2 separate regions of the Mus musculus genome follow, and region 2 is linked to region 1. Evidence: chromatin loops called from intact Hi-C (ENCODE). Cell type or tissue: left cerebral cortex. All regions are shown on one strand. Links, peaks and the distances in the headings refer to the core of each region. The heading gives the core; the rest is flanking DNA.

Region 1 (15,291 bases), core at 4,435-9,434:
AAACCCTTTCCTCCCCAACTGCTTTTTGGTCATGATGTTTGTGCAGGAATAGAAACCCTGACTAAGACAGCATGTTAGTTAGGTGAGCCAAAGTGGGCTTTTTATTGCTGGACTTCATACTTTGAACTTGGTAGTCAGTCTCAGGAGGAAGTAGCCAAATAAGGGAATAGATCTCAGGGGCTAGCTTTATGAACGTAATCTAAAGGGATTTTTAGCAAGACAAAGGTATCTGGACGAAGGGCAAGGGCTGCCAGAACCATGCTCCCCGTGTTGGAGCTGGCCAGAGTCCTTTCAGAAGGAAGGGAATAGTGGTGGCCACCAAGGCAGGGGAGACAGGGATACCTGATGGAAGATAACAGAGTGGCAGGAGTCTGGGGTGGGGGGGGCGACACTCTGAGATCCCTCTCTCTCCACATCAGCTTCTTCTGTTGACATCATAGGGTGAGCTTCAGTGGACAGCCTTTAGGGTAGGTAGCTACAGCGGAGCTGCATCAGCTTGGCCCAGACTCCAGGAGTGGGGCCCCATTTTATCCTTCTTTCTGCATATGACCCTGCTTCTCTTCTTTCTTTTGTTCATCCTTTTGTTCATTTCTCAAACACTGACTGGCACCAGTTCTGTGCAGGTACAACATTAGATGCCAAAGTTGAAGTAGAAGGAATAATGGGGTACCTCTTGTCTGTGAACTTTGAGAGGCTGAGGCAGGAGGGAAGCTATATTTGGGCCAGTCTACGCTGTACCCTATCTCAAAAGGTGAGCATGTGTGTGAGCAGCATCATGGCTCAAGGGATAAAGGCACTCACTGCCAAGCATGATGACCTGAGTTGAGTTTGATCCCCAGGAATCACACACACACACACACAGAGAACAGTCCCCCCCCCCTTTTTTTTAAGTTCAAAAAATAGAGAAGTTCTACTACCTCAACATTGCCACACTGGGCTTGAACTGTGAGCCCAAGAACCCTGGAAGGATATGCAAAACATGATACCACACACTGGTATATTACTCAACCAAAAAAAAAAAAAAAAAAAAAAAAAGGAAGTTCTGTCCCAGGCTACAACTTGTATAAGGTAAAAACTTGCTACTGCAGGGTATGATAGCACTCACCTTTAATGTCAGCATGTGGGAAGCAGAAGTAGGTAGATCTCAGTGAGTTCAAGGCCAGAGTGCTCTACATATCGAGTACAGGGTGGCTGGGGCTACATAATGAGGCCCTGTCTCAACAAAACCATCCATCAGAAGCTGTTGCTCAGCAACATCAGCCAGGAGCAGAAGGGTTTGTGTAACCACACTGGCACACAGCTTGGCAGGCAAATCTACAGACAGATGACAGGCTGCCAGTGGCAACTCACCAAGGGGGACAATGGGAAGTAGTGGCCTGTGCATGAAGACTAGGCGATAAAACATATTGTAATCTTGATGTTGGGGAGGATATTTTAAAAATCTGTGATTGTTAAAAACATGTCTGCTGGGCGTGGTGGCACACACTTTTAATCCCAGCACTTGGGAAGCAGAGGCAGGCGAATTTCTGAGTTCGAGGCCAGCCTGGTCTACAGAGTGAGTTCCAGGACAGCCAGGGCTATATAGAGAAACCCTGTCTCGAAAAACCAAAAAAAAAGAAAAGAAAAAAAAAAAGAAAAAAAAAGTCCAAGGGCTTGAGACAGCTGGTGGTTAGGAACACTGATTGCTCTTGCAGAGTACTAGGATTTGGTAGGGCCCCCACATGGTGGCTCACTTGTAAGTGGCTCTAAGGAACCCAAAATATCTCCTGATCTCCAGGGGCAACAGGCATGAATGTGGTACACAGTCACATATGTAGGGAGAACACATAAAAATAAATTTAAAAAGCCTCTTCCAAATCCATATAGAGCTCACACTAGTCTTTTTCTGTCCTAACTTCCCCAGTACTGGGAACAGCCTAAATAGGTCTCATGACCTGCTCCTTGGTGCCCTTTTTATCTTAGATATTTTCATTATTACTCTATTATATCGAAAAACAAACAAACCCAAACATCTCTCTGCTCAAAGGCTAAAGTAGAAATTTCTGGTTTCTTTGGAAACTATTATATCAGATGATGTTTTGCTGAAGCAGACACGGGTTAAAGGATATTTTGTTTAGACAGAATATAAAAATGACCCCACGGAGAGTGGAGCAAGGCTCTAGCGTGGGTTTGCTTGCTCTGCCTGGCTAGTCTTCACTGACAACGCTCTTGTATGGGTTTGCTGATCTTTGTGTTTCCTAACTCCATAGAGAGTAACTTGTCAAAGAACTTCTCGTGATATTCCGGTGGTTTCCACAGACTCTGGACTGATTGGCAGAGCCTCAGTTTCTTCTTGATAGTACTCCTGGTGCTGATTCCTGTGTGAGTGCTGACTGCCGAGCGACTGCTGGCAAGAACGATTGAAACAGCCCCAAAGAACTATTTCTAAACAGGCCCACAACCCCCATTTCCTATTAACTTTTCACTTCTACAACCTCTGGTAGGTGGTGGCTAGAAGGGAGGTTGAAGTGTTTAAGAACCCTTATTAAAGTAGGTTTTTGAAAAATCTAAGTCAACAAAAGGGGCTATGATTTTCAGCAGACCGTGGGCACCAAATCTTGTCCTTGCACCCTGCTTGGTAAACACTGGCTTGGAACCCAGATTACAAATATGCCTGGCAGGACCAGATATGCTGAGCTCTTTCTGAGGGCCAACTAATTCTACAGGGATGTGAGTTATGCTATAGATAGGAGGCAGTTTTTTGAGAGTCTGGCCTGCATTATGTATGTCTGTCCATGTGTGTGCATAGTGTTGGAGCCCAGATGTGTCAGTCCTCTGGGACTGGAGTTAAAGATGGTGGTGAGCCACCAGGAGGGCGCTGGAAATAGAACCCGGGCTTCTGCTAGAGCAACAAGTGCTCTTAACCACCAAGTCATCTTCAGCTCCTACAGGAAGGATCTTAAGAGTGCCACTTTGTACAACTTTATAACCAGTGTTCACATCTTGGTTGTCTTCCTCACCCACTCCCCATCTTCCAGGCATCTTCCTCCAAACTATGAGGTGGGAGCTGTGACCCACTTTGTGGCCCACAATGATATGAGCCAGCTGGGTTTGGTGAAGACTGCCTGCCATTCCAGCATCATAGAGGCTGAGTCAAGAAGATTTGCTGCAAGTTCAAGAACAGCCTGGGCTACATGATGGCCCGATGCAAAACAACAAAAACACCCCACAAAAAGCAGATCCAGCTCAGCATGGACTTAGGAGGTGGTGGGACCTTTAAGAGGCAGGTACTTTGGGGAGTATGGTGGAGTGCTTCCCAGGTAGGAAGTAGGCAGTAAGAGCCAGAGGGGAGGATGTGTGCAGTGTTTGCCAGACATGACAAGTAGCTCACTGATTCTATGACTGCAAGCACAAGACCACCAAAAGACCATGCCAGCCAAAATCCTAGTGTGGATGGGGAGGGAAGGATGATGTCCCACCCCAAACTGAGGAGACACTGGCAATAGATGACTGCTGGCTCATTTGTTAGAGCTGCGAGTGCTCAACTGCAGAGCCACCTCTCTAGGCCTCAGGCCACTTTTTGCTAAAAGGCACCTATTGAACCTGTAACCAATCACAGCCACCTGGTGGTGCTGCACAGGTGGAACTACTTCTTTTTAAATGCACTTTAATCTAATTTTCTGAGTGCACTAGTCAGTGTAAACATGGTACATCAGAGACTCCAGGGGAGGGCAGGTGACTATTGCTGGTACGTTGGTTTTAATTTCAAAAAAGGGAGAGATTTTGATACTGACAGCTTGGACTGACAGCAGCTTGGAGCTTGGGGGAAGAGTTAGAGTAAAAAGAAAGGTGCTCCCAAAGGACACCCTCCCACCAGGACATCAGTCCCACCAGGACATCAGTCCCACCAGGACACCCTCCCACCAGGACATCAGTCCCACCAGGACATCAGTCCCACCAGGACACCCTCCCACCAGGACATCAGTCCCAATCAGTCTCCCCAGGAGGACAGAGCTGTCACATCACAACTGGGTAAAGACAGCAGGGGAGCGCTGTGCCATGGAATGCTTGTCTGGGACTCAGGGACCAGGTGCCCTGTGGGCACAGGGCAGTCATTCTGGTTCCCAATTTCCCAGGTATGCTGCTAGAAAATCAAAGACAGATTCATTTCATGGTGTTAGGAATCTGGAAAAATAAAAAAATCATCTTAGATAGAAAATGAACATCCGATTAGAGCCAGCCAGAGAAGATTGGGGAGGCGGTTTTGGTGCCACTGAGGCAGGTGGCCCAATGACAGTGGGTCATGGGAGAATGGTGGTGACGTCACCTCAGTCTGAATCGCAGACTCCCATCCTGCTCTGGCCATGGAAGCGGTCCACTTCTTCCAAAATCCTCTAAGTGAGCTTTCCTTAGTTTGTGCTTCCCTTTGGTTTGACACGTAAGGAGACAGTGGACATGGCTGTCACTTGTCCACAACTGAGAACAGCTGAAGGCAGGTGCAGGCTTGTCCCTCAGTGGCCCCGGTGGTGGTGCTTGGAGTATGGGGGCCAGGCAGGCTGGGCACTACCGCTGGCTACCTTCTGTGCTGGAAGGACAGAAGGCTGGAAATGGAGGCTGCCGGGCCCCCACCCAACCTCTCTCCATCTGTGCCTATGAGGCAGGGGACGGATAGGCCTGACTGGCAGATGACATAGGAAAAACAGCAAAATTCTAACTCTCTCCATCTCTGAAGGTGGAAAAGATCAGACGGTTACTAAAAAATAATCAATTTCTCAATCGAGTCCGGGCAGCCGTGTCCAAACATCAGAGGTGGAGGCTGGCCCGGGGCAGGCACAGTCAGCTGGGCTGAGCACAGGCTCAGAATGGGCAGAGACCTTGTCCTCACAGGAGACTGCACCGGAAGAAGCTGGTCCTCTTCTGCTGCTCCACTGTGATCTTGACTCCATGGCTGCTCCCCTGCGGGCTGTTCCCTTCCTGAAGTCACAAGTTTGCCTTGTTACTTACTGTGGCTTGTCAGCTCTACCTACTACCCACAAACAGCTGTCAAATGGTCTGTCCATAACTGTCCAACTAATCACTCCACCATCCATTACCCTAGATCCAATCACCCACTAGCCATCCATCCATCTATTTGTCCCCCTGATGTTCAACCATTCCCTGCTAACTTACTGTCCATCTACTCATCGAATCTCTATCTTCTGAATCACTACCCACCCCCTATCCAATCCCCCACCTACCCATTATCACCCTTCCCACTCCCCTATGATCGATCACATCCACTCAAACTCTTGCAGTCATTCACCCTCAAAATCTGCCACTCTCTTCCAAAAGCATCCCACTGTCTCCTGACCGTTCATTCACCTTCCACGGCCCCCAGGCTGCTTTCATCTGCTTCTCACCATCCCCCAGGCCGTTACTCTTTCTTTTTTCCTCCCCACCAACACCCAGACACCTCCTTCCACACTCTTCTGTTTCTTGCTGCCACTGGGCAATGACCTGAGGACCCTGATGCTGGTCAAGTGCTCTATCATTAGCCACATCCTCCAGCGATACAATCATCTTGTTTTCTCCTCTGCTCCTCCTTCCTCCCTACCTTTTCCCCATCTACTCACCTATCTATGCTAAACACCCCTATCGTCTATCATGGAGGCATAGAGTTTTCTGCCTCTTGTGCTCCAGTGGTGCAGAGGTCCACCTGTTGCTAGCAACACAGGAGCTAAACGCTAGTCCTTTTCTTACAAAGAAGGTTTTTAAAAATTAGATTTACGGGCTGGTGAGATGGCTCAGTGGGTAAGAGCACCCGACTGCTCTTCCGAAGGTCCGGAGTTCAAATCCCAGCAACCACATGGTGGCTCACAACCATCCGTAATGAGATCTGACTCCCTCTTCTGGAGTGTCTGAAGACAGCTACAGTGTACCTACATATAATAATAAATAAATAAATCTTTAAAAAAAAATTAGATTTACTTATTTTTGTGCGTGTGTGTGAGCTCGTTTCTTCCAGTATAGGTCTGCTATCAAACGAAGCTCTGAGTTGTGTGCTGTACTGCCTGCCTGGTACATAGGTTGTACAGGGAATGCTGCCGTTTAGATGTAAGCATGAAGAGATGCCACGAGTCCACCTTGTGCCTCACTGGTGGCTCAGAGCCCAGTTGAACGTGTGGGGCAGGCTGTATTTCACGCATTCTGTTGGGTGATCACACTTCAAAGAGCCTCAGGAGCCGGGCGGTGGTGGCACACGCCTTTAATCCCAGCACTTGGGAGGCAGTGACAGGTGGATTTCTGAGTTCGAGGCCAGCCTAGTTTACAAAGTGAGTTCCAGGACAGCCAGGGCTATACAGAGAAACCCTGTCTCAAAGGAAAAAAAAAAAGAGCCTCAGGACTAACCATTGTTCTCTGATCTCTAGTAACACAGGTAGGTCTGGGGAGGGTAAGAGCTTAGGGGACAGGGTCACATTGTATTCCTAGTGTCCCCAGGCTTCAGTGACATGTTAAGCTCAGTCAGGAAAGCTTTGCCTTCTTTTCTCAGCAATGGCCTGCTAGGCTTGAAAGGGTCGCAGTGATGGCTCAGTCTGAGGTTGACCCCCAGCAGACATCAGCCAGGTGTGGAGGCTGGATAGCTCACAAGTTGGAGCACCAGTGGCTTTTGCAGAGGACCTGGGCTTGATTTCCAGCACCCATGAGGTACAGCTTACAACTATCTGTGACTTCAGCTACAGGGATCCCATGCCTCTGAGGTACCAGCATACATGTGTCCTCCCTGCCCCAAAAGGGAGACTCTAAATAAAAACAAATAAACAAACAAACAAACAGATAAATAAATAAATAAGCGTTGAAGAGCTGTTTAGAGCACTGGCTGCTTTTCCAGAGGACCTGGGTTCAATTCCCAGAATGACATGGTAGTTCCTATCTGTACCTCTGTTCCTATCAGTCTCTCTGGCCTCTGAGTGCACTAATCATGCATTTGGTGCAGACATTCATGCAGGCAAAACATTCATACTATGAAAAAGCCAATAAGATAATACTGTAAAAAAACTGAACAAAGACCAAGCCAGGGTGGTGGTACTTATAATCCCAGTGTCAGGGTAGGAGAGACAGAAGGGCCCGAGGTTCACTGTCCAATCAGAGATCTTGTCTCAAAAGCTAAGGTGGGAACTGAATGAAGAGCACACTGACACTGACTTCTGGCTGCCATTTGCGCATGTACACACATGCAGACTGACACACACACACACACACACACACACACACTCTCACTAGGATGGCAGGTCTGGGCAGTGATGTGCTGTCCCAGTCAAGGGTGGCTGCATCCTACAGAACCCCACATGGAGGAAGGACTTGGACTCACCAATTTTTTGTCCATTTTTGCTTTGATATCCCTGGCAAGAGTGAAAAATGCCTGTGGAAAGAACAGGCCGTCAGCACCCTCTAGTGGTGGGAAGTTATTGGCTAGAGGGAAGGGAGGTCTGCCTCCTGTCCCCAGTCAGGCTCCCATCTGTCACCCCCTGTAGAGCACCTTGGAACAAAGGCCTTCCCCCAAACCAACAATCCTGTGAATGCGAGCAGGCATTATTCTCAGTTGGCCCTTGATGACATGAGGCTCATAGACCATGTGATTTGCCCAAAGGTATTGCGTGGTTAACTGGTTCAGAAGGGTCTGGAAGGATTATCTATCCATGGCTATGTTCTGTCCATGCCAATTCCTTTTTTTAATTTTAATTTTAGAGAGTCTAGGTTAGCCTTAGACATCTGTAGCTGAACATGACCTTAAATCTCCTGTTTCTTCTGCCTCCACCTCCAAAGTACTGGGACAACAGGCATCACTATCAAGCCTGGTTCCTCCTCTCTTTAAAGAACAGCTACAAATTCCAGTTTGCAAATGACTGCTGTCCCATGGAGGGGACAATCTGAGGTAGGTTGGATTTAGCATCTCCATGCAGTGTTGGAGACCTGGAAAGTGGGGCCAGGGGAGAGTGCATGGAGATGGGCTGGCCTGGACAGGGGAACAAGAATCTGATGGCAGGAAAGGAGTGTAGCAAAGGCTGGGGAGGGCAGGCCCAAGTGGCTTATGGGAGGAGTAGGAGTGAAGGGAATTGAACAGGACAAAGGCCTTGGCCACCGTCCTCTGGGTACTTTGTGGAGTGATGTGAGCGATTTAGCCCCCGCCCCCAGTCTTGATGTGTAGCCCAGGCTGGTCTCAGCAATCCTGCCTCAGCCTCCTGAGTGCTGAGATTACAGGTAGCTCTGCAGGTCTGTTTTTGAGTGTCACTAGGGCTGTGTGAGAAAAGCTGAGGGCCAGGTGCCAGGCTGGCACTGCCTTGGGGACAACATAAGGATGAGGGCACAGCACTGGGACCTGGATCCTCACTGGGGATGTGAATTAATAGTGTGGCTGAGAGGAACACAGCTGGGTGTAGGTAGTGGGTACTAGGTACTGGAATCTGAGCTTTGATTTCCCTCATTTGCTGAGCTAGTGAGACTGTGTCTTGAGTGCCTGACAGAGGGCATCCTGAGCCAGAGGCCAATCCCTCTGGATACTCCAGGCTGAATCTCCCAAAGGAAAGCCCCTCCAGCCCTGGAGCACTGATCCCACAAGCCCATGGCTCCCTGCAGGATCTGACTGGACTCACATTCTCCACATTGATGTTGGCCTTTGCACTGGTCTCCATGAACTTGATCCCATAGTCGAGTGCCAGCTGTAATGAAGGCGACACATGAACACAGTGTGGACTCCCATTGTTTCCTAAGGAATGGAAACTGGGATGGGCTGCTACCATACTCAAGCTAAGGGTGTTACCTTCACTGTGTGATGGTACTGCACACCACGTGGGGAGGGTGCAGAGGAGAGGAATGTGGCATAGCCTAAGCCAGCTCTGTTCCCTGCTGTGATGCCAGCTGTGCCTGGCCTTGCTTGGTTCTGGTGACAAGATAAGAGTTCACTGCCAAGCTCTCATTGCTAGCCACGAGGAAGCTCTGTCTTGCCTAGGGTTATCACCTCACAAGGATCTCTCTATCTCAGGCAAGTCAGGATGGCAAAAAGACTAGGAAGAAGCACCCAAGCTGAAAACGATCACGAGGGCAACACCTACCTTTTCTCCCCGTTCCTTGGACACCTGTCTCTTGTCATTCACATCACACTTATTCCCCAGTATCATCTTCTCCACGTCTGCAGAGGCATGCTGAGAAGAGGGCAGATCAGGGTCAACGTGGAGGGCAGGGTGTGGACTGCTTGGTGGCTGGCAGCTCATGTCCCTAGTGGTTGAACACTTCTTGACTGTGCAAATGGCTTGCACAGATCATGGTCACTAGGCTCCAGAGGCATGACTCCCAGAGCAGATGCTCAGAGACCTTATCCACGCCCTCTAGAGCAGTTCCATGTTAGCTTGTGAGCCATCCCATGCACACACCATGCTACATCTGGGTTCCATGATCTGGGTTCTAGGAATTGAACTGAGTATATCAGGCTTGCTGGCAAGTGCCTTTATCCACTGAACAACTTGCCAGCTTAAGTCCCAATGCCGGCTTGGATCTTTCAACTTTCTCTTCTCTATACATTCTAGAAACAAGGCTGTGCCTAGAACAGGCAAGACTTCCTGCTAAGTTCTTGCTGAACACCCAGGCTTGGCTCAGCTCTGACTGCTCTCCTAGAGATGGGTCCCTCATCAGTCCCTCCAGCAGCTCCTCTGTAGAAGAGACCATGCTTCCCAAAGGAGAGAATATCAGAGAGCAGCTCTGCTGTAGGGGAAACTCATTCTTTGCTCCCTGTCATACCTCCTGTCTGCCAGAGGATCACTCAGGGTATCCCCAAAGCCAAAATCAGAACTCCTCTTTTGACCAAGATGACTTCTACAGCCAGGGCAAAGGCCTGGTCCCAACACAAGCTCAAAGCTCTCAATTTCGTCTCTGCCTGGCCTGGGTGCCCACCAGTCTTGGGTCCAGAGCGAAAAGTGCTCCTTTGTGGTTTTGTAGACAGGTGAAGTTCTTGACACCTTAGATCCAATGCCCCACCTGCTTAGTCATCAGGGCTATAGGTGGAGCTGGCCAGGGAGGGAATAGGTGTGGCTAGCACCTGGACAGAGGACAAAGTTGGCTTTGGGAGGGTAGGCTGGACTGGCTGCCTCTTTATCCCTTTATAATTCAGGGTCTCATTCTATGACTACCTGTTGTCCCAAATGTGGACTTGGACAGGCTCATACCCTGTTGCACAGCAGCTCAAAATGTTTGGACCAAATGCTCATGTGACCCCAAACAGAAATGATTGTAAGAGCAGCCAAATAGCACTGTGTGGCTTGTGGGCCAATGATGATTTCAGGTGGACAGCAGGGGTCTTGGTCCTATTCCTCTCTCTCTACCTGTCTCCCAGGTTCCTGGCTCCGAGTCACAGCCCAGGAGAGGAAGCAAAAGGGTACACTCACCTCTTCAATGTTCCGAATCCAATTCCGGATGTTGTCAAAGGACTTCTCATTGGTAATGTCGTAGACCAGCATGATACCCTGGTTGGGGAGAGAGTGGGACATGGACTTTGAGGGTCTACAGGACAGGCAGTGTACCCATCAGGACTGGATGTGGCCACTGTTGGAGATGACCACTGTCTTGGCCAGCCAGTTAGCTGTCATCTTCTCTACCTACATAGTGACCTTTCTGACTCCCAAGCTAGACCTTGAAACACTTTGTAATGAGCCTTGCTGGCTCCCTATGCCAGCACAAATGTGTGCCTGGACCCTCAAAGACCCCCAGACTCAACCAGTGCCTCTTCAGGATACCTGGCATCCTATCTACTATGTGCTAGGCTTACAGCAGGTTGGGCTATGTACTCAGGCCCTGCCCTTGGAAGGGTCGGGACCCTACCATGTCTGACCTCATGTGCCTTCCAGTGACTCAGAGCTGAGATCTGCTTTCTGAAGAGACCAGGATAAGTGGTCTCTTCAGATCCCTAATGAATATGAGGGGATACCTAACAGAGTCCACAGATCCAAAAGACGCAGAAAGTGGCCTCAGCCCAGCTTAACTCTACTGACTCACTGCTACTATAGAGGAGAAACTGAGGCATAGGAAGATAGATCTTTTTGTTAAGATGGAAATCCATGAGACCTGAGTGCTGGCTCATGCTTGAAATAATACTCAGAGGCTGAGGCAAGAGGACTCTTGCAAGTTGAGATCAGCCTATGCTATATGTAGATCCCCCCTTCTCCCCCCCCCCCCACACACACATACACACAAGCCTCAGAGGACAGAGGACACTGAATCAGAGAGCAATCACCCTCTGATAGTCTGGTACAGCCCTGGATTTCCTTATGTAGCTTCAGGAGTGTGTGTGTGTGTATAGGTCAAAAGAGAATTTGCAGGAGTCTAGGCCTGGGTTTCCTATGAGGCGCCTACAATGGCTTAGTTGGTAACACTATCAGGAGGCCCACATAGGATGAAGCACCGTGTGTTTCCAGGCTGTAGCTGGCTGGAGCCTAGGCCTTGCTTGCCCCTCTCCCTCAGGCATCCACTACAGGGGAGAGTCTTTTGTAGAATGCAGCAGCCCATCTCTAAGGCTGCCCACATTTGCCGTGGAAGAGGAAGGACCAGCCGGGGCATAGGTCAATGGCAGGCCCGAGTCAGGGCCTGGGTTCCATTCCCAGTCCTGAAACCAGAACCAAATAAAAACAAAGTGACATGGGCTTTTTGTGTGAGCTGTAACTAGCCCGCGCAAGCTATAACTAATAATTCACTAACTAATTTTAGCACCCAGGAGGCTGATGCAGAGGCTCACTACAAGTCTGAGGTTCAGAGATGATGCCAAGAGAAAAATCAGCCTGGGTATGACAGTGTTTGCCTTTAATAGCAATACCCAGGAAAAGGGAGGGTCAGGCAGGTTTCTGAGTTCAAAATCAAGCTGGTCTACATAGTGAGTTCCAGGTCAGCTAGGGCTACACAGTGACACCCTATCTCAAAACAACAAAACAAAAAAGTGTATGTAGCTCAGTTGGCAGAGCATTTGCCTAGAATGCATGAAGCCCCAGGTTCCATCATTGGCTCCTTGTAACCCAGGCATGGTTTACATGTATGTAAGGTGGCACAGACCTGTCATCTCAGCATACAGGAGGCTGAGGCAGAAGGATCAGAAGTTCCAGGCCAGCTTAAGCTACACAGTGAGAACATGTTTCATCAAAACAACACTGAAGTAGATTCCCACCGTCTTGGTGCTGGTTCGGGCACAGCCAGTGAATCCGTGTGTGAACTCAGGCTGGACTGCCAAGTCTCAGGATCCTGTCCACACCTGTCCGCACCTGATCAGGGCATGGCCATGATCCAACGAGAACCAGGCTAAAACTGAGGGTGCTACCAGTCATGGGGGGGAGGTGGGGAGAGGCTCAGGGAGACTATCTGAGTCTAGAGAGGTCCAAATAGCTCTCTCCAGAGGACAGAGGTACCCCTGACCCCAGTCCCCAGGAAGGGCAAAAAAAAAAAAAATTAACCTTAGCATAGAAGATGCTATGGTTGCAGACCATAGGACTGAGTCTCCAATGTTGGCTGCCCTTCCTGGGATGCTCTAAATACTTAGTCTAATGTCACTATTCATGCCTGTTGATCCCAGTCCTCATTAAGTTCTCAGGCCTCCACGAGGACTGAGACTCACACTGTGCTCACAGTATGGATAGCATGCTGGCAAGAACTGGGAGCCTGTGGCCCTAAATGGCTGGTTGAGCTACAGAAGGCACAGGTGAAAGAATGGGACTCTGGGACAGATATCCATTTGTTTCCCCAGGAATGTGGGGACATTTCTGAGAGGAGGTAGGTTGGAAGGTGGCCCAGGATTCTGGGTAGGACTGAAGTGGCTCCTCCTGCTTTCTTTGTTCCTTCACGCATTGTTTTGCATAGTCTCACACAAGCAGCACCTGGTCAGGGTGGGAACCTGTTCTTTCCTGTCTCCCCCTCTACCCTTCCCCATCTCCACAGGGAAAATATGTGGGGGTGAGTTTGCTAGTGCAGGTCCAGGTGGAAGATGGAACAATGATAACCCCAAGTAAGTCCAAACTTCAAGTTGTTCTAGTAAATTCCAGAGTATTAATGGTCTCTGTGGAGGCTAGCCGAGGCTTGCCTTCGCCTGAAGGATGGTTCCCTGGTGCTTCTCTCATCCCTACACTGGGTCTGAGGTCCAGAGGTTATTATATACGAGGAGATAATGTTTCAGAGAGCCAGTCAGGGCACACTGACCTCTTTAAAGCAAGTTCGGGTCCTGAGTTACCTAAAGAGTTGGAACACAGGCTCTGCAAGACACAAAGGTTGGCCAGGTATGGTGGCACACACCTGTGATATCCTAGCCTGGGGAAGCTAAGACAGGAAAATTGTGAGTTTCCAGCCAGCTTGGACTACAAAGTGAGTTCTGGGCTAGCCTGGTCTTACTGGCAAGTTCCAAGCCAGTGAGAATCACTCAAGGAATAATGTTGGAGGGTGACCTGACCTCTGGTTTCCACAGTCATGTACACACATGCACACACAAATACACACAACAACATTTTAAAAACATATAAAACAAACTGTGTGCACTTGGTAAGGTAAGACAGAAGGATTTTGAGTCCCAGGCCAGCTTTGGCTATATTGTGAATTCTAGGCCAGCCTGGGCTATATCTTGGGACTGTTTTAATAAGATGAGACAATAACAACAGAAGCCGATCACTCAGGCCTTACTACTACTACTTGTTTCTACTTCAACAATAAAAAGTCAGTACCATGGCACCCCTGTAGTAGGCTGTCGTGATTGTTCGAAACCGCTCCTGGCCGGCCGTGTCCCTAGAAGCAAAGATGAATGGTATTAGTGACACCCTTGGCCTGCTGGATTTCTCCCTTGAGTCCCTCCTGCTCAACAAAGAGTCACCTCTGTTCCTGTGATTACACAGAAGGGCATATGGAATGATAGACCAAAGCCCTTCCGAGCCCCCTGGTCGAATGTCCCAGTGGCCTGTGCCCCCTCTACCCTTCCACGTATTAGCTCCAAGGTATGTCCTGGGGTCCCTGCAGCCAATGCTGAGGGTAGGCCGTAGTCTTGACTGTCAGAAAGAGCAGGGTGAGCTCAGGGGCTGCTGCTCCAAAGTGCATTCTGTCATTACCTGCATGAAGGAGGTTGTGTCCAGGGAGGGGGCATCTGAGTTAATGCCACCTGCATATATGGGGTGTGTGGTTTACAAACAGGTGTTTTACTGAGCTACATACTCATCTGTCATCCTGGCACTAGAAAGGCCTAAGCAGGAGGACTGTAAGTTCCAGGCCAGCCTGGGATTCACAGCAGGACACTGTCAGAGAGTAAGAAAGGGACAGGGTGTACCTGGTGGTAGTGTTTGCCTAGTACATACAAGGTCATAGTTCCATCCCTAGGTCTGGAAGAAAGTGACTTACTGAGCCCCTGGCTCTTCCTGAAGGCCCTGGCTGTCTGGATTCCACAGAAAGGCCCAGTGCTGACTCCGAGCTCTACATCTTGCCTGCAATGTTTTCTGTTATTTTTATTGTTCGTGAGTGCCAAAGCACAGGCTGGAGACTTGCAGAAGTCGGTCTTCTCCTTCTAGGTCTAGGTCTTGGGATTGAACTCAGGGTCAACAGGCTTTGCAGAAAGCACCTTTACTTGCTAAGCTATCTTGCTGGCCCACTGACTTTGAATCTTATTTTACTATGGCACAGGGGATGGAACTCAAGTGTTCTATGTATGCTAAGGCAAGTGCTCTGCCACTGAGTCCTGTTCCTAGCTCCAAATCTCTCATCTTAATGTTAATGTTAATTCTCAGATGACTTGCTGGTGGAACTTGCAGAGAACATACATGGTGAAGAATGTTAATCGCTGCCCAGGCCAGCCTTCTAGTGACTCTTCTCTTGGCTGAGAATGCTGAGCGGTGAGGTGGAAAGGGAGGAGCTGGGGCAGGAGGCTTGGCTGGCTAGGACTGTCACTTTGGACTTGGGCACAAAGGCTGCAGCATGGCCACTGTGTTGGAAGTGGAGGACTTCTATGGGTTGTAACTTACCATGTGGCCAGGACTGATGACTAGCTAGAGATAAGGGGACCCAGGAGGCTCCCCTAGAGATACTGACAAGCCAGGTGATGGCTCATGCTGAGACTAAAGAGACCTGAGCATGCCATGGGGGAGGGGCACCTAGGCTCTTTGTTCCCTCCCAGGGGGGCCTGGCTGGCTGAGTGTTTGATTACACTCTTCTGTTTGGTTCTGACACAAGTTTTCACTAGGTAGGCCACGTTGGCCTAGAACTTGCTGTGACCCTCCTATCTCTGCCTCATGAGGGTTGGGATGACAAATGTATACCACTGCTCTTTAATGTGAC
Region 2 (15,291 bases), core at 3,954-8,953, 210 kb before region 1:
TGTATCTTTTCCTCTAAAGCCAGAACCACATAGCCAAAGCTGCCAAGTTCTGCTTCTTAACCTGGGCTGGAACATGGCCTCCTCATTCAGTTACATCTTTAGCAGCTTTCTGTTTTTGATGGTTTCCTTCACTGCCTAAGCTTGGTTGTCCTGGGATTTTCTCTGTAGTCCGGGCTGGTCTTGAACTCAGAGATGTGCCTGCCCCTGCCTCTGAGTGCTGGGATTATGGGCAGCACTACCATGCCTAACTCTAAACTTTTTTAAAATTTCTTTTCAGAAGTTAGAAGCTTAACTGGATGAGGTCTTGCCCTTTAGGTCTTGGTAGGCACGAGACTCCGCTCCATCACACTTCTTGCAACTTCTCTCCTCAGGCTCTACCTTTTGTATTTTTCCTTGCTCAGCTTGCTCTTTTTTTACAATAGATGATATCTCTGGGAGGCCTGCCCTTTCTGAAGGGAAATGGAGGAGGAGTGGATGCGGATGGGGGAAGGATTAGAATGAGAAGGGGGAGGGGAAACTGCATGGACATGTAATATATAAGAGTTTAAAAACAAAAAAACAAAAAACAAAAAAAACCACCAGGACAGAGTCAATAATACTAGGCTGCCCTGGCATTTCCTCTGCCAACCCTGTTAATCCCAAACTTTTTAATTTAGCTTCAGGCAAATTTTTCAGAGAAGGGCCACTTTTTTTTTTTTTTTTTTTTTTTTTTTGGTCACGTTATTACTCTTTTTCCACAGTTCACATCACCCTCAGCACTGTCTTCTATGCTCCTACTAGGATGATCCATTAATCCCCCACTTAAGTCATTCTACTACTTTCCTAATCCAGAGTTCCAAAGCTCACGTGCAGCAATAAGCAGCAGGTGAGGACTTCACAGCAGTATCCCAGTTCCTGATACCAACTTCTGTCTCAGTCGCTGTTTTATCACAGTGGCACGAGCTTGTCTCCACAACACTTGGGAACTTGAGGATGGAGGACAGATCACATATTCAAGGCCAGCATGGGTCATGTAGGGAAGAACCTGTCTCAAAAACAAAAAAAGATGGGCTGGCTGCCAAGTGTGGTGATCCTGAATTCACATAACGAAGGAGAGAGCTGTCCTCTGATTGCCACACAAGTACCATGGTGTGGGTGCTCCCACTTAAATGTGTATAAGTAAGTTAAAACTAGAGATACATGACTATAAAACCTGTGACTCCTGAGCCAGAGTTGAACTACAAGTGTGGGCTGTGGATGCTTTCAGAATGGCAGTAGCCCCACCCTCATGGCTCATGTTCTCCCTTTTTTCTTGATCCTGTTAGGCACCTCTTGGACAGCTTTGAGCTTCTTTGTTTTCTTTCTTTCTTTTTTTTTTTCGAGACAGAGTTTCTCTGTATAGCCCTGGCTGTCCTGGAACTCAGCTGGCCTCGAACTCAGAAATCCGCCTGCCTCTGCCTCCCGAGTGCTGGGATTAAAGGTGTGCGCCACCACGCCTTTGAGCTTCTTAGGCAAGGGCTTTGCCACCAAGCTACATCCTTAGCCCATTAGTTTGTTTTTCTGAGTTAGGGTCTCATGTATTCAAACTTGCTGTGCAGCCAAGAATGATCTTGAATTCCTAGTCCTCCTGCTTCCACCTTGAATTGAGTGCTGGAATCACAGGTGAATTATATGTGCTGCGGATGGAGTCCAGGGCTTTTTGTGCATGCTTCATGAGCACTCCACCCACCAAGCCACAGCACTAGCACTCTTTTCCAAACCTTTTTTTTTTTGGGTGGTGAGGTTGGCACTCAAACCTTTACTGCATTGAGCCCCATCACAGCTTGTGTTTGCAAAATGAAAAGCAAAATGTTGGCACTGAGATTTACATCTGAGACAGGATCTCCCCATATAACAGAGGCTGGCTTCAAGCCCTCTATCTTCCTAGGTCTGTCTTGGTGCTGGAATGAGAGGCTGTGCCATTGGTTCCACTAGAGGCTGACTTTGGTCATGTTCATTCCAGAGGGGAAACATCACCCTGCTGGCCTCTGCTCCCCATGACCCCCAGACTCAAAGTGCCAGGGAGCTTTTCCTCCCAAGCCATAAATTAAATTCTCCCTGGAAACCCAGACATCTTGCTCTCACCAAGTAGGCAGACCTGGCTATGGATCCACACTACTTGCTCTTACTCAGTCTGGCTTCTTTCCTGGTAGGTGGAGGAGAAGGCAAAGTTTGATGGCATCTTTGAAAGCCTTCTACCAGTCAATGGGCTACTCTCTGGAGACAAGGTCAAGCCGGTCCTCATGAACTCGAAACTACCTCTGGATGTGCTGGGCAGGGTAAGGTACTGGGCTGGGTGTTTTCCCATCCTGCACTGCAGTATGCTTGACTGTTAACAATCACTATTCTCCCACCATCATGCACTGTACACCGGATGCTCCCTGTATGTCAAGACTGCTCTTCTGCCCCGGGAAGATGCTGGCACCCTTCCATTTTATAATGGGAGGTACAGGCAGAGGGAGAAGGTTACATGGACCTGTAACCAGAGAGCCTGCGCTGAGCCTAGCAGGAATCCTTCTTTTCTTTTGTCTATTTGTTTCTTTCTACTTGTTTGTTTGTTTGTTTGTTTGTTTGTTTGTTTGTTTTTAAAAAGTGTCTTCACAGGAGTGTGTATATATGTGAGGTTCAGAGGACAATCTTGGAAGCATTCCTAAACTGCTATCTACTTTTTTGTAGATTGGGTCTTTCAGTGGGCCTAGAATTAACTAAGTTGCTGAGCTGGGCTGACTGGCCAGAGAATCCAGGCATGATCCTGTCTCTGCCTTCCCAGCACTGGGTTTACAAGTGCATGCCACCACATCCAGCTTTAAAAAATAATTACATTGAAATTTCTTTTTTTCTTTCTTCAGTTTCACAATGGAGCCCTGGCTGGCTTGGAACTCTTTGTGTAGATAGTATTGGTCTTGAATTCATAAAAATCTGCTAACTATACTTCCTCAGTACTGGGATTAAAGGAGTGTGCCACCATGCTGCCTACATTTAAAAACTTAGTGTGTAGATGTGCACAGTATGTGTACACCACTGTGTATCTATGAAGGTCATTGGACAGCTTGCATGATCTGGTTGTCTCTATGAGGGGATCAAACTCACCTTTTCAGGCTTCCCAGCAGGCATCTTTACCTGCTGAGCCATTCCATTGGCCTTGCTTTCTCTTTTTAAGGAAATGCTTTTTCCTGCCTGTCAGTCTGGAGGTTAAGGCACTTTCAACTCACAGGTTTAGAAATAGTCTTAGATATTTCATTTTGGGTTTTATCATTTTGAGATGGGATCTCTTGCCTTCCATATTGGCTGGGTGTAACCTTAAACTCCTGATCTACCTCCATAGTACATTTCTTTATTTATGTTAAAGCCTCAGTTTTAGTGGGTGTGCAGTGCACACCATAATCCCAAAAGGCTGAGGCAGGAGGAGCATGAGTTTGAGGCCAGCCTGGTTGGCTGGATCCTGTATTGGGAATCCCTTATCAAAAATGAACTTCAAATTTGTTCTTATGAATGTGAAGTGTTTGGCTTCAGGTCCCTACTGCGGGCTCTGTTCTTCTAGAGGGTCATGGCTGCACCCAAGGCATCATCCTGGCAGTTTGCTTTATGGTATATGTGGGTCAGGCAAGCTTGTCATCTGTGGGGCGTTGCTACAGAGGGACTGAGGTCTTTCAGAGGCTCCTAAACTCTAGTAGAGCCTAAAAGCAACAAACACTGGTCCTCAGTGGCTCTGAGACTGTCTCTTAATGCCCACTAGATGTGCCTTTGTCTTCCAAGTTCTAGAACTATGGGCAGAACCTGTTCAGTTACATTTCAAAAGACTTTAAAGTCTGTGATATTGGGGCTGGGTCTTAGGGCTTATGACCTGCAGAGGACCCAGGTTTGAGTCAAATTTCAGTTGAAAGGGTTGCCTAGGAATTGAGCATGCTGTAGGAAGGGTGCAGATCTCGACCTTGATCTTCAGCACTCCATCAGAGCATGGTTTTCAGAGAGATGTAGGGTTAGGCTGCTGTTTTGGTTTCTTGTTTTGATAGTTTTAGGTAGGGTCTTAGTTACTGTTCTGTTGCTGTGAAGAGACTTCATGAACAAAGCAGCTCTTATAATAAAGCATTTAATTGGAGACTTGTGTACAGTTTCGGAGGTTTAGTCCATTGTCATCATGGTGGAAAGCATGGCAGCAGGCAATCAGATAAAGTGCTGAAGCAGTAGCTGAGAGATATATCCTGATCCATAGGCAGAGAGGCAGGGAAAGACCTGGCATGAGCTTTTGAAACCTCAAAGCCTAAGTTTGCAAATACTAACGGCATTCCCACCCAGCCCACCACAGATAGGATCTTGCTATATAGCCAAGACAGCCAAGAACTCTCTGTAGCCCAGGCTGGCCTTGAGCTTCCAATCCTCTTGCCTCAACCTCACAGACTAGTTTTTAAATGCTTCTTCTTTTCTTCTCTTTTCTTTTCTTTTCTTTTCTTTTCTTTTCTTCTCTTTTCTTCTCTTTTCTTCTCTTTTCTTCTCTTTTCTTCTCTTTTCTTCCCTTTTCTTTGTGTGTGATGTGTGTGTATGTGTGTGTGCTTTGTGTATGTTCACTTGTGTGGGTATGTTAGAAGACAGGTATAGAGCTCCCTAATGGCCAGTGATTGCCTTGGTCTCATGCTTGTGCTGGGTGAGCCTTAAAGCTCTTCCTTCTCACATCACTCTCCTGGATCTGTCTGTCCCCTTTAGGTCTGGGACCTCAGTGACATAGACAAGGATGGACATTTGGACCGAGATGAGTTTGCTGTGGTAAGTCCTCTGTGTCTTGTCCCCACCTTGCTGAGACCTAAGGAAGTGCCCACATTGGTTGGTGCTGCAGTCTTGTGTTAAAGTGTTTATTTTTACATCTTCCCAGTACTTAAAAAGGTTCAGGAGTACTCGAGAGTTCAGACTCTTTTATCCAGTGTGATTACCTTACAATGCCTGTTTCGCCCTCCTTTCTCTCTGTCTTTGTGGGCTAGCCTGGAGCTTGCTCTATAGACCAGGCTGGCCTCGAATTCAGAGATCTACCTGCCTCTGCCTCCTGGGTGCTGGGATTAAAGGCATGTGCCACCACTGCCCCGCCTATTTTTGTTTTTTTGAGACAGTCTCAGGTAATTGAAGCTGATATTTTTGTTTGTTTGTTCTATTCTGTTTTTTGGTTTTTTTTTTTTTTTTTTTTTTTTTTTTTTTTTTTTTTTTTTTTTTTTTTTTTGAGACAGGGTTTCTCTTTGGAGACCAGGCTGGCCTCAAACTCAGAGCTCTGTCTGCCTGTCTCTTGAGTCCTGGGATTAAACAATTAAAGCCTTTAGCCATCACTGCCTCCTTGAAGCTGGTCTTGGACTCTTGATTCTCCTTTCTCTATCTCTCAAGTTCTAGCATTGTAAATGTGTACAGCACCTGACTTTCCAGTTACATTTTAAAATAGACTTTAAAATCTGTGAGATTGGGGCTGGAGAAATGTCTTCGGTACTGCAGACCTGGTGTTGCAGGCCTCTTGCAAACCCAGCTGAGGTATAAATAAGACATGGAGACGTTTATGTGGTTTACAGCTTTGGGCCTTTTGCTGGGGCAGTCTCTAGCCACTTAATCTAACCTTGTATCGCTGAGACCCACCCTGTAGACCCACCTCTTTTACCTCCCTGCCCCACTCCAGTCCATGTCTGTTCCCTTCCTGTCCTTTTCAGTTTTCCTGCTGCCGCCGCCAGTATCTCTCCTGCTATCTATCCTGCGGCTCCCTCTCCACCTACAACTCCTGCCCTAGCTATTGTCTGTCAGCTCATTATTGCAACCAATCAGCAATGAGACAACATTTCCAAATTTCTTAGATCAGTCGCCTTTAGGCAATGGGGAGCTTTCCTGACCTTCATGTTTTGGGCAGATGGGAAGGGACTAACATACAAATTAGAAGCAGATGATGGGCCAAGTTTTTATGATAATGCCAAAATCCTGCCAGCATTTAGCTCTCACAGTAATCAACAGTTGAAAATACAGAGACACATCTTACTACAGTGTGAATACCCAAGTTGATTCCCAGCTTCCATTTGTGACTTGGTGGCTCACAGTGGTCTGTAACTCCAGCTCCAGGGGATTTGATGCACTCTTTTGGCCTTCATGGACACTGTACACATAAAATGTCCAGACACAGATAGGCAAAATACTCATAGATATGAAAATTACCCTTCAAAAGCTGTGATTTTTGCCAGTGTGCCTATCATCCCAGGACTCAGAAGGCTAAGGCAGGAGGATTGGGATTCAGGTCCAGCCTCAACTTTATACCATGACTTTGCCTCAGAATAAATAAATACATAGACATGACTTAGACCATCTCTCTCCTCTTGCAGTGCAGTAGCTCCCTGCTGTCTCACACTGTCCCCTCTAGGGGCATACTGTGTCTCCTCTTGGTGTCAGTGCACCTCCAGACTTCAGAACTTTGGAAATCATAAGCTTTGAGGCTGGTGGTCAACCTGCCTGCTGAGGGGAGGTATAGGTGCCTAGAGACTCAAGCAAATCTGTTACATATGTGAGCTTCACTTTTCCCTGTGTGTCTTTAGTTGTTACAGCTTTGATTGGTAATAAAGTAGTAATGATTGTAGTGAGGTAATTAAAACAAAGACTGGGCTGTTTACTGAGTAGAGTGCTTGCCAAGCATGCCAAAATCCTGTGGACACAGCAGGAAGGTCAGGAGTCCAAGGGCATCTTCAGCTACTTGGTGAGTGTGAGGCTATCCTGGGAAACTTGAGATACCTGTCTCACACTAGTCATGGCAGTGCACTCTAGTAGAAGTGCTAGGAATGTGTATTTTTGTTTCCGGAATTTTCTACATAACTTTTGCAGACCACAGGTAACTCTGATCTTAGGATGGAACAGACAGTGGCTGTGTGCTGTGTCTGGATGGCTGTCTTCTGTGTTCACTCAGCTGCCCAAATTGGACATGTCTTGAAGATGCAGAGGAGGCTGATGAGAGAGAAAAGATGAGCAGCTTCCTTAGAGCCTCTAGGAATCCCCATGGCTCCCAGACTGCATGAGGCGCTCTTTGTGTTCTGGGCCAACCCCCCCAGTGCCTTTTTCTTCTCATTGACACCACAGGCTATGCACTTGGTGTACCGCGCCCTGGAGAAGGAACCAGTGCCCTCCATCCTGCCCCCGCCCCTCATCCCACCCTCTAAGAGGAAGAAGACTGTGTTTGCAGGAGCTGTGCCTGTCCTGCCTGCTAGTCCCCCACCCAAAGACAGCCTCCGCTCCACACCATCCCACGGCAGCGTAAGCAGCCTCAACAGCACAGGCAGCCTGTCCCCGAAGCACAGCGTCAAGCAGGTCAGTGCCCAAGGCCTCTTGTATATCATTTCTCATCAGCAATAAAGAGAAAGCTTTGATCAAATTTTTTTAAAACCTTACTAGAGGTGTGGGGCTGGAGAGATGGCTTAGTGATTAAAGAGTACTGAATGCTCTTCCAGAGGACCAGGTTCAATTCCCAGCACTCACATGGCAGCTCGCAGCAGTCTGTACTTGAGCATGTGGTGCATAGATGAATGCAGGCAAAACACCAATACGCATTAAATAAATAAACAAACAAGAAAGAACCTTAAAAAATGAGTATGGTTCAGAATGAGCTTGCTTTCAGGTAAGTGGAATTGTTCCCTGGTGTACGTGGGCCTGGACAGTGCTCTCTAGTGCTCAAGTCCTCATTGAAGTGATCCAGTGTCTTCACAGAACCTGTGCTTGCTTGTGGACTCACCTTACTGACAACAGACTCTTTCATCTGTTTATCTGTTTATATGCATGCATTTGTGTAAGTATGTGCACACATCTTTATTTGGAGTCCACTGAGGATATCAGATGTCCTCCTCCATCACTGTCTCTCCATTCCTTTGAGGCAAGGTCTCTTGATCTCTGGGGCTCTTCTTTCTTTCCTAGCTGGGCTGGTAGCCTGCATACCTGAGTGGTCTCCCTGACTCTGTCTCTTGGTACAGGAGTTGTAGGCACTTGCAGGATGTCCTGCTTGTTTGTTACGTGGTTCTAGAATCAGCACTCCTGTCCTCATGTTTATGCATCAAGCAGTCTTAAACACTGAAGAAGCTCCCAGCCCTAGCCCCTGTTTTCTAACTGCTTTCAGTGCCCTAAGACTGAATGAAAGGATGAGGTTTTTCTACTGTAAGGTGTTGCATTGCCTGCTGTTTTGCTTTGTTTACATTGACTGCTTGAGCACACATGGGTGGGTACATGCCACAGCAGTTATGTGTGGCCTGAGTTCAGTACAGCACCTTCTAACCACAGGCCTGCCCTCTCACTCATCACACATCAGTGTGCCTGGCTCCGGCACTGGGACAAGAGCTTATTTTGTTGGTACAGTACCTAGGACTTTCTATGAAGAACATTTGGACGCTGGAAAGGCTGTCCTGGCAGAGGACATTATTTCCCTGTCCCATGAGCATTTGTGACAAAGAAATAATGTACTGCACAGAGCTGTAACATTGAGTCGGGCATTCTTAGTCATGTTAAGATGGGGAAAGTGCTTGGGAGGATATGCTCAGGGTCTGTGTACACGTAAGAAAGTGCTGAGAGCTTTGGTGTCCATGAAGGCTCAGTAGCTAGCATGTACTGACATGCCTCTTGAGCCCAAAGAGACTGCATAGGGAATGGCTGTGCAGCATAGAGAAGTCAGTAGCAGATAAATGTATCCCATGCTCATTAAGACTGGGTCTTGCTAGCTACTTGCTACTGGTGGCGCACGCCTTTAATCCCAGCACTTGGGAGGCAGAGGCAGGCAGATTTCTGAGTTCAAGGCCAGTCTGGAGTTCCAGGACAGCCAGGACTACACAGAAAAACTCTTTGTCTCGAAAACACCAAAAAGACTGGGTCTTGTTATAGTTCCAGGCTGGTCATGAACTCCTAATATTCCTGTCTCAGACTCACCAGAGCTGAGGGATAATCATATAGTGAAAATAAACAACAAAAAATGGAAACTGGTCAGCAGCTGCAGTTTCTTCCTGGATGTTTCTATCCTGAGACTATCTCCATATGCTATTGTTCTGGGTTTACAGGAAGCAGAAATGGTAGCAGCAGAGATCCCCCACTGACCCGAACTTCACTGTATGTGTGTATGTTTATCTGACCTTTTTTTATTCTCTCTGCTCCTAGCCAGGGTCCTGGACTGGGCTGTATGGTCCTGACACTGTCAGTGAGAAGTATAAGCAGAGCTGAGACTGGGACAGGGCTCACAAATAAGTCACTCTGTTGTAACCTGTTTCAGCCACCAGTGGCCTGGGTTGTGCCTGTGGCAGATAAGATGCGCTTTGATGAGATCTTTTTGAAGACAGACCTGGACCTTGATGGCTATGTGAGTGGCCAGGAAGTTAAGGAGATCTTCATGCACTCAGGCCTCACTCAGAACCTTCTGGCACACATCTGGTAATGATGGAAACATTGGTGGAGGTGCTCTGAGAGGCTGGGAAAGAGGGTGGGGAGGGCTCCCGTTTTCCAGGTGACAGTATACAGGGAGGTAGGGTCAGCCCTTATCTGATACTGGAGAGCTGTGTTGAAAATAGTCTTCTCCACAAGCCTTACCTTGTCACAGCCACCTGTAACGGTTACTCTGCCTGCCACTTGAGTAACCTCAACAAGGACCTTGACAGTTCCAGTGAGGTCCCACTTGGACATGGGCATTCCAAGTACATTGCACTGAAGTCGAGTGGGTCACCAGAGTGTGATTTTGTGGGGGGCAACTGCATTGCCAGTAAATGTCAGCCAGATGTGCTGGTGACCCCACAGCTGGTCCTCTTCCACATTCTGTGGACCCTGGTACCTCTTGAGACCCAAGGCCACATGAGATTAAATCAGAATGACATAAAGGGGTTGGGAGGTGTAGGTGAGGGTCCAACTCCTACTCTCCTATGGAGGATAGTTTTAGTTAGGCTTTCTATTTCTGTGATAGAACACCATGACCCAAAACAATGTGGAAACGGCTTGTTTCTGTTTACATTTCCAGATCACAGTGTCAGGCAGGAACCTGGAGGCAAGAGCAGAAGCAGAGGTCATGGAGGAGTGCTGCTTACTGGCTTGTTCCCCATGGTTTGCTTAGTCTCCTTATACAACTCAGGACCACCTACCCAGGGTTGGCACCACCCACAATGAAATTTCCAACCCCACCAATCATTAATGAGGAAAATGCCCCCACAGAGCTGCCTACAAGTCAATCTGATGAAGGCATTGTCTCAAGAGTCCCTCTTCCTAGATATCTCTAGGTTGTATAAAGTTTACAAAGCCAGCTAGCACAGGGACAGTCATCAGCTATTAGGTTGATTTTCGGGGTTCTCTTGCAAGTTGTTACAGCTGTTCTAGTGTAGATGGTGGCCACTGAATAACAAACACTTGGTGCTGGATGAGGGATCTGCCTTCATCCTACCCCTGTTAAGTGCTGGACAGAGCTGACATCTCAGAGCGAGGATTCTTCTGAACGTAACTGGTGTGGTCCAGTAAGTTAGCTTGTTCCAAACCAGAGCCTTGAGTAGCTTCCTGGCTGCTTTCTGACTGGATCAGGGAACTGAGTTGGTCACCTGAAAGAACCATCTTGAGTAACCCTAGCCAGGTAGGGAGGAGAGCCAGCACCAAGGGTCAGGGGACACTCAGTTGCCTCTTTAGCCAGCCTGCCTGCTTCTTTAGAGCTTACTGTTGCACTCAAGTGGAGAAGCCTCAGCAGCCTAAGCCTGCTTTGCGTTTATGCTCTGCAGGTAGCTGCTGTAGAGTGGGCCCATGAAGGCCTTGTGCCCACCTCTGGCAAGTGACTGTACTTTTAACCAGCAGTCAAAAGTGCTTGCCCTCACCAGGCCATGCAGTGCCATCTCATCTAGGATACTTCTGTTCTCCCTGGTTCCACACAAGACACAGGCCCAAGGCAAGCTCCTGCTGTCGAAGACTCTGTGGTCAGGGAGGGTGTCTTGAGACCTCCAGAGTGCAGCTCTCACTGGAGACCATGCACAGCCTCAACAGGAATGAGAATGTAGCCCTGCCCCATCTGCCCAAGGACTCATGGTCTGTGCTGGCCACTTGCATCTCTGGAGTACCTTGAACAAAATGAACCAAGAAAGCCTTGACCCTCACAGTCAACTAAAGGGGTGTGTGTTGTGGGGAGGTGTTCTTCCTGAAAGCAGGTTCTGTAGGCCAGAGCATTGCTCCCATGCACTCGTGACCATCCTTAAGGAAGTGCTCATCAGCATTGATGGGAACATGGAGGCAGTGCCCGGGGCTTGCTGTGGTCCTGGTGGGCTTGATAATCGGGGAGGGCTCAGAATAGGTGGCAAGTGCAACTGTGATGTGTAATTGCATCCCACATCTCTCCCAGGGCCCTGGCTGATACAAGACAAACGGGCAAGTTAAGCAAAGAGCAGTTCGCACTAGCTATGTATTTCATTCAGCAGAAGGTCAGTAAAGGCATCGACCCTCCTCAAGTCCTCTCGCCTGACATGGTGCCACCCTCTGAGAGAGGCACTCCCATTCCAGTGAGTAGCCAGGCATCCTTGTTTCTGTTCTTCCCACCACCCACCAGAAGGTGGTGCTCATGCCCCAAGACACCCCCCCACCCCCACCCCACCGCCCTCCCTTCCCCCCAGTCCTCAGTCTCCAGGCCACGTTTGGGGGTGGGACTAAGGGGATGGGGATCCTTTGATTGGGCCACCTGGAGTGTTCTCAAGTCAGTGGCCAGTGCTTTGGTCCCACTGACATGTAAGCTACTTGGCTCCCTGTGACATTTCAAGTTTTAATTCTAGGACAGTTCAAGTACTCTGGCATCAGGAGAGTTCACTGGTGTTAAAGAGCTGGATGACATTAGCCAGGAGATCGCACAGTTGCAGAGGTATGTGGCTGCCTACTTTTTGGTGAGTCCCGATGCAGCAGTCTTATGTCCGTTTACCCATAAGCCTTTGAAGGAGGGGAGGACACAAGTCTTCTCAGATCTATTTCTGCTTGAATCATTGATGCTCTGAGTCTATATTATTCAGGTAGCCTCAGTCAGGCTGTGGCTACATAGTTGCCTAGGGATACAAACAGCCGAGATGAGAGTCTAGCACACAGCTTAGGTGACAGACTTAAGTCTGGCACACCTGCTGTACACAGTGGAGCAGTTCCTCATTGCCCTTTTACCAGAAGCCAGCGACTGTCATATCACTCCATGCACTCCCCCTGGCTCCCCTAGCCCAGCTTTGCTTTCTATTCTTGTCCTTCAGGAAATTCTTCACAACATATCTTTGATTCCCACAGTACCTCCTCATAGCCCACTGTCCCTGCAGTACTGGATGGTGTTCATCTGCAATTCTTTGTCCCCTGTGCCCCTCTTTGTTGAGTGGCCCATCAGTGTCAGACTACTGAGTGCCTTTGATTGGATGTGGGATATAGGAAGTGGTTTCTCTTAGTGTGACAGTCACAGAACTAAGTAGTTTGGTGACATGAGTATAGTAGCTCATAGGGAGGGTGTGCAGGTGCCTGTGCCAGCTGTCCGCTGGTGTTGGAGCCCAAGGAGAAGGTATATGCCTGGACTTCTCGCTAGGTCCTTGCTGCTCTGGATTCAAGCTCTCCATTTCCTTGCTGACTTGTCAGCTGGGAGCCCCTTGCTAATGCTGGGGACCACTCCTACTCCACCCTGTCTGCCTCCTGAACTTCCAGAGTTTTTCATCCATTGTTTTTAAACCTGCAGAGAGAAATACTCATTGGAACAAGACATCAGAGAAAAGGAAGAGGCAATCAGACAGAAAACCAGCGAAGTACAGGTGTGGATGCTGTGCCTCAGCTCAGGCCTGCTGAATGTAGGAAAAAGTCAGAATTGTGTGCTGAATATATGACAATGCTTTGGGATTTCGATGTGTTTTTGTTTCCTTGGTGACATTGGGGATGGAACCTGGGATTTCACTCATAGCTGGTAGGCAGCGAGTATAAAACTCCAAGCCTAGTCTGTGCCCAGGTGCCAGAAGTAGACCCTAGGGCCTTATACTCATCCTTGACAGGCACAGGGACGGAGGCCCTCCCCACATAGTGTCTAAGGCTGAACCACAGTCCAGCCCAGGGTCTGCTTTAACCTCTTATCTGGGAACTGTTGTTACCAGTGCCAGTCAATACCACCCATTTCCATAGGAATTACAAAATGACCTAGACCGGGAAACTAGTAGTCTGCAGGAGCTTGAGGCTCAGAAACAGGATGCCCAGGACCGCCTGGATGAGATGGACCAGCAGAAGGCTAAGCTGCGGGACATGCTGAGTGACGTGCGGCAGAAATGCCAGGATGAGACCCAGACAGTGAGTTCACGGTGTGGCCAGTGTCCCCGAGCTTCCCTGACAGCTCTTGCCAGCAGATGACAGAATGCCAGCTGAGAAATATCTAGGCACCTGAGGCCTGATCTGTGAACAATCCTTCTGTTCCTAGGGATCAGGTTGCAAAACTGCATGGCTTCAGTAACTATGCCGTGGATGTCCTACAACAGGGAACAGGGCTGCAGATGCCTCTGCCTCCTGCTGTGACCCCTTTTATCACATATTATCTGCTTTCTCTAACTGCAGGTCCTGTACACTGATCTCTGGCTATGCAGACTCCTTATGCTTTATACTTATTCATTCGTGTGTGTGTGTGTGTGTGTGTGTGTGTGTGTGTGTGTGTGAGAGAGAGAGAGAGAGAGAGAGAGAGAGAGAGAGAGAGAGAGAGAGAGAGAGAGAGAGAGAGAATTTGTGGATATATTTGTGTGTGATCAGAGGACAGCAGGGAGATTTTGGTCTGGCACATTATCCACCAGCTATATCTCTAGCTCCACACACAGTGAGAAAGAAAGCTTGGTGTCTTTCTGTCTTTCTGTGTCCTGACTTGTAAGTCCTTTTGGCTCTCACTTCAGATCTCATCATTGAAAACCCAGATTCAGTCTCAGGAGTCAGACTTGAAGTCCCAGGAGGATGACCTGAACAGGGCCAAGTCAGAGCTGAATCGGCTGCAGCAAGAGGAGACACAGCTGGAGCAGAGCATCCAGGCTGGACGTGCACAGCTGGAGACCATCCTCAGGTCCCTGAAGTGCACACAGGATGACATCAACCAGGTACTTTTACAGGGATGGGTCAGTGGTACTGTGAGGTTAGCTGCTGAGGACTTTGTAGGGTGTGACTCGAAGTGCCTGCCTCCCTGTCCCATGAGCGCTGGCCCTTTCCAGAAAGCCAGGAGGAAGCTCTGAGCCTGCCCTGTCCTTGTGCATATGTTGGTCACTGGTTTTTGTGTGGTCTCTGGGATGTAGGCTACAGACAGTGTGATGCCCTTAGCATACAGCAAAGAAACCTGTGTCCTATAGACTGAAACTATCTGCTTGTCTTCAGGCTACAGGCTGACAGGGCAATGTGGATGCCTCTTTGATCTCAGTGGTCATGTCTTACATTGTGTTTTATAAACGTTATTTCCAAGGGGTTATTTTCAGGGTTCTTCCTCCCAGCCTTCAGAGACTGTTCTTGGAGATGGCCTAACATACATTGCTAATAGAAGGAATGGTTGGTGGTGGTTAACAGAGGATCTCAACTGGGTGGCCTCTACAGGTCTGGAACTCACTGTAGACCAGGCTGTCCTTGAACTCACAGAGATCCACCTGCCTCTGCCTCCTGAGTGCTGGGATTAAAGGCACATATGACCATGACCAGCACATTATTTTTGTTGTTGGTTTGGTTCGGTTTCAGGTTTTTTGGATTTTGGGTTTTTGTTTTTTTTTGTTGTTGTTTTGTTTTGAACTGTGCTTGAGATAGCTCACATCAGCCTTGAACTTGTGATCAGTCTTCCTGCCTCAGCCTTCCTAGGCCGCCTTCTTCCTTCCTATCTTTTGTCAGTCCTGCAGGTACTGTATATACAGAATTTCTTTATGACATGAGATCCTTTCACAGGACCAGTGCCTCTTGTCTAGTGATACAGCTTGGGCAGGGCAGTCCTTCCCTATGTGTATGATCCCTCAGGGAAGGCATCTTGCTGGCTGCACCTGGAGCTCCTTTGATGTTCATGGTGTTTGTCTTGCAGGCAAGAAGCAAGCTGTCCCAGCTACAGGAGAGCCACCTAGAAGCTCACCGGAGCCTGGAACAGTATGACCAGGTGCCTGATGGGGTCTCTGGTACCAGCCTGCCTGACCTGGCCACCTTGAACGAAGGCATCTTGCTGGCAGAGAGGGGCGGCTTTGGAGCTATGGTAAAGGTCGAGTAAGAGTCTCCGGGTCCACGAGGGCTCTGCTGCAACTGTAGATCTGCTCACAACACTGGCTCCCTCAATGTGTCCCTTTGTTT

The links. Peaks named below come from ENCODE experiments on the same cell type or tissue, not always from the same donor. Only the 100,000 strongest peaks of a DNase experiment are listed, where the experiment ranks them.
Region 2: it touches region 1 in a loop (2.7-fold over the local background); 3 of 42 quality-filtered maps call a loop at or near these places.

The regions. Positions count from the first base shown.
Region 1 is chr8:72,169,707-72,184,997 of GRCm38, reverse strand. Rab8a (RAB8A, member RAS oncogene family) reads right to left here. Exons shown (of 8, transcript NM_023126.2): 3 at 13,698-13,758; 4 at 10,395-10,472; 5 at 9,069-9,158; 6 at 8,610-8,675; 7 at 7,328-7,378; 8 at 3,632-4,953. The coding sequence ends at 4,861. Among named protein-coding and RNA genes, the nearest start is that of Hsh2d, 12 kb to the left of the region's middle. In left cerebral cortex, for the core only: a CTCF peak has its summit at 7,409 (motif pointing left); a DNase peak (open chromatin) is centred at 7,399.
Region 2 is chr8:72,378,896-72,394,186 of GRCm38, reverse strand. Eps15l1 (epidermal growth factor receptor pathway substrate 15-like 1) reads left to right here. Exons shown (of 24, transcript NM_007944.3): 7 at 2,172-2,297; 8 at 4,720-4,779; 9 at 7,099-7,326; 10 at 9,263-9,420; 11 at 11,351-11,507; 12 at 11,775-11,860; 13 at 12,698-12,770; 14 at 13,132-13,293; 15 at 13,881-14,078; 16 at 15,032-15,196. Among named protein-coding and RNA genes, the nearest start is that of Gm46043, 28 kb to the left of the region's middle. In left cerebral cortex, for the core only: a CTCF peak has its summit at 6,367; no DNase peak of the experiment used is centred there.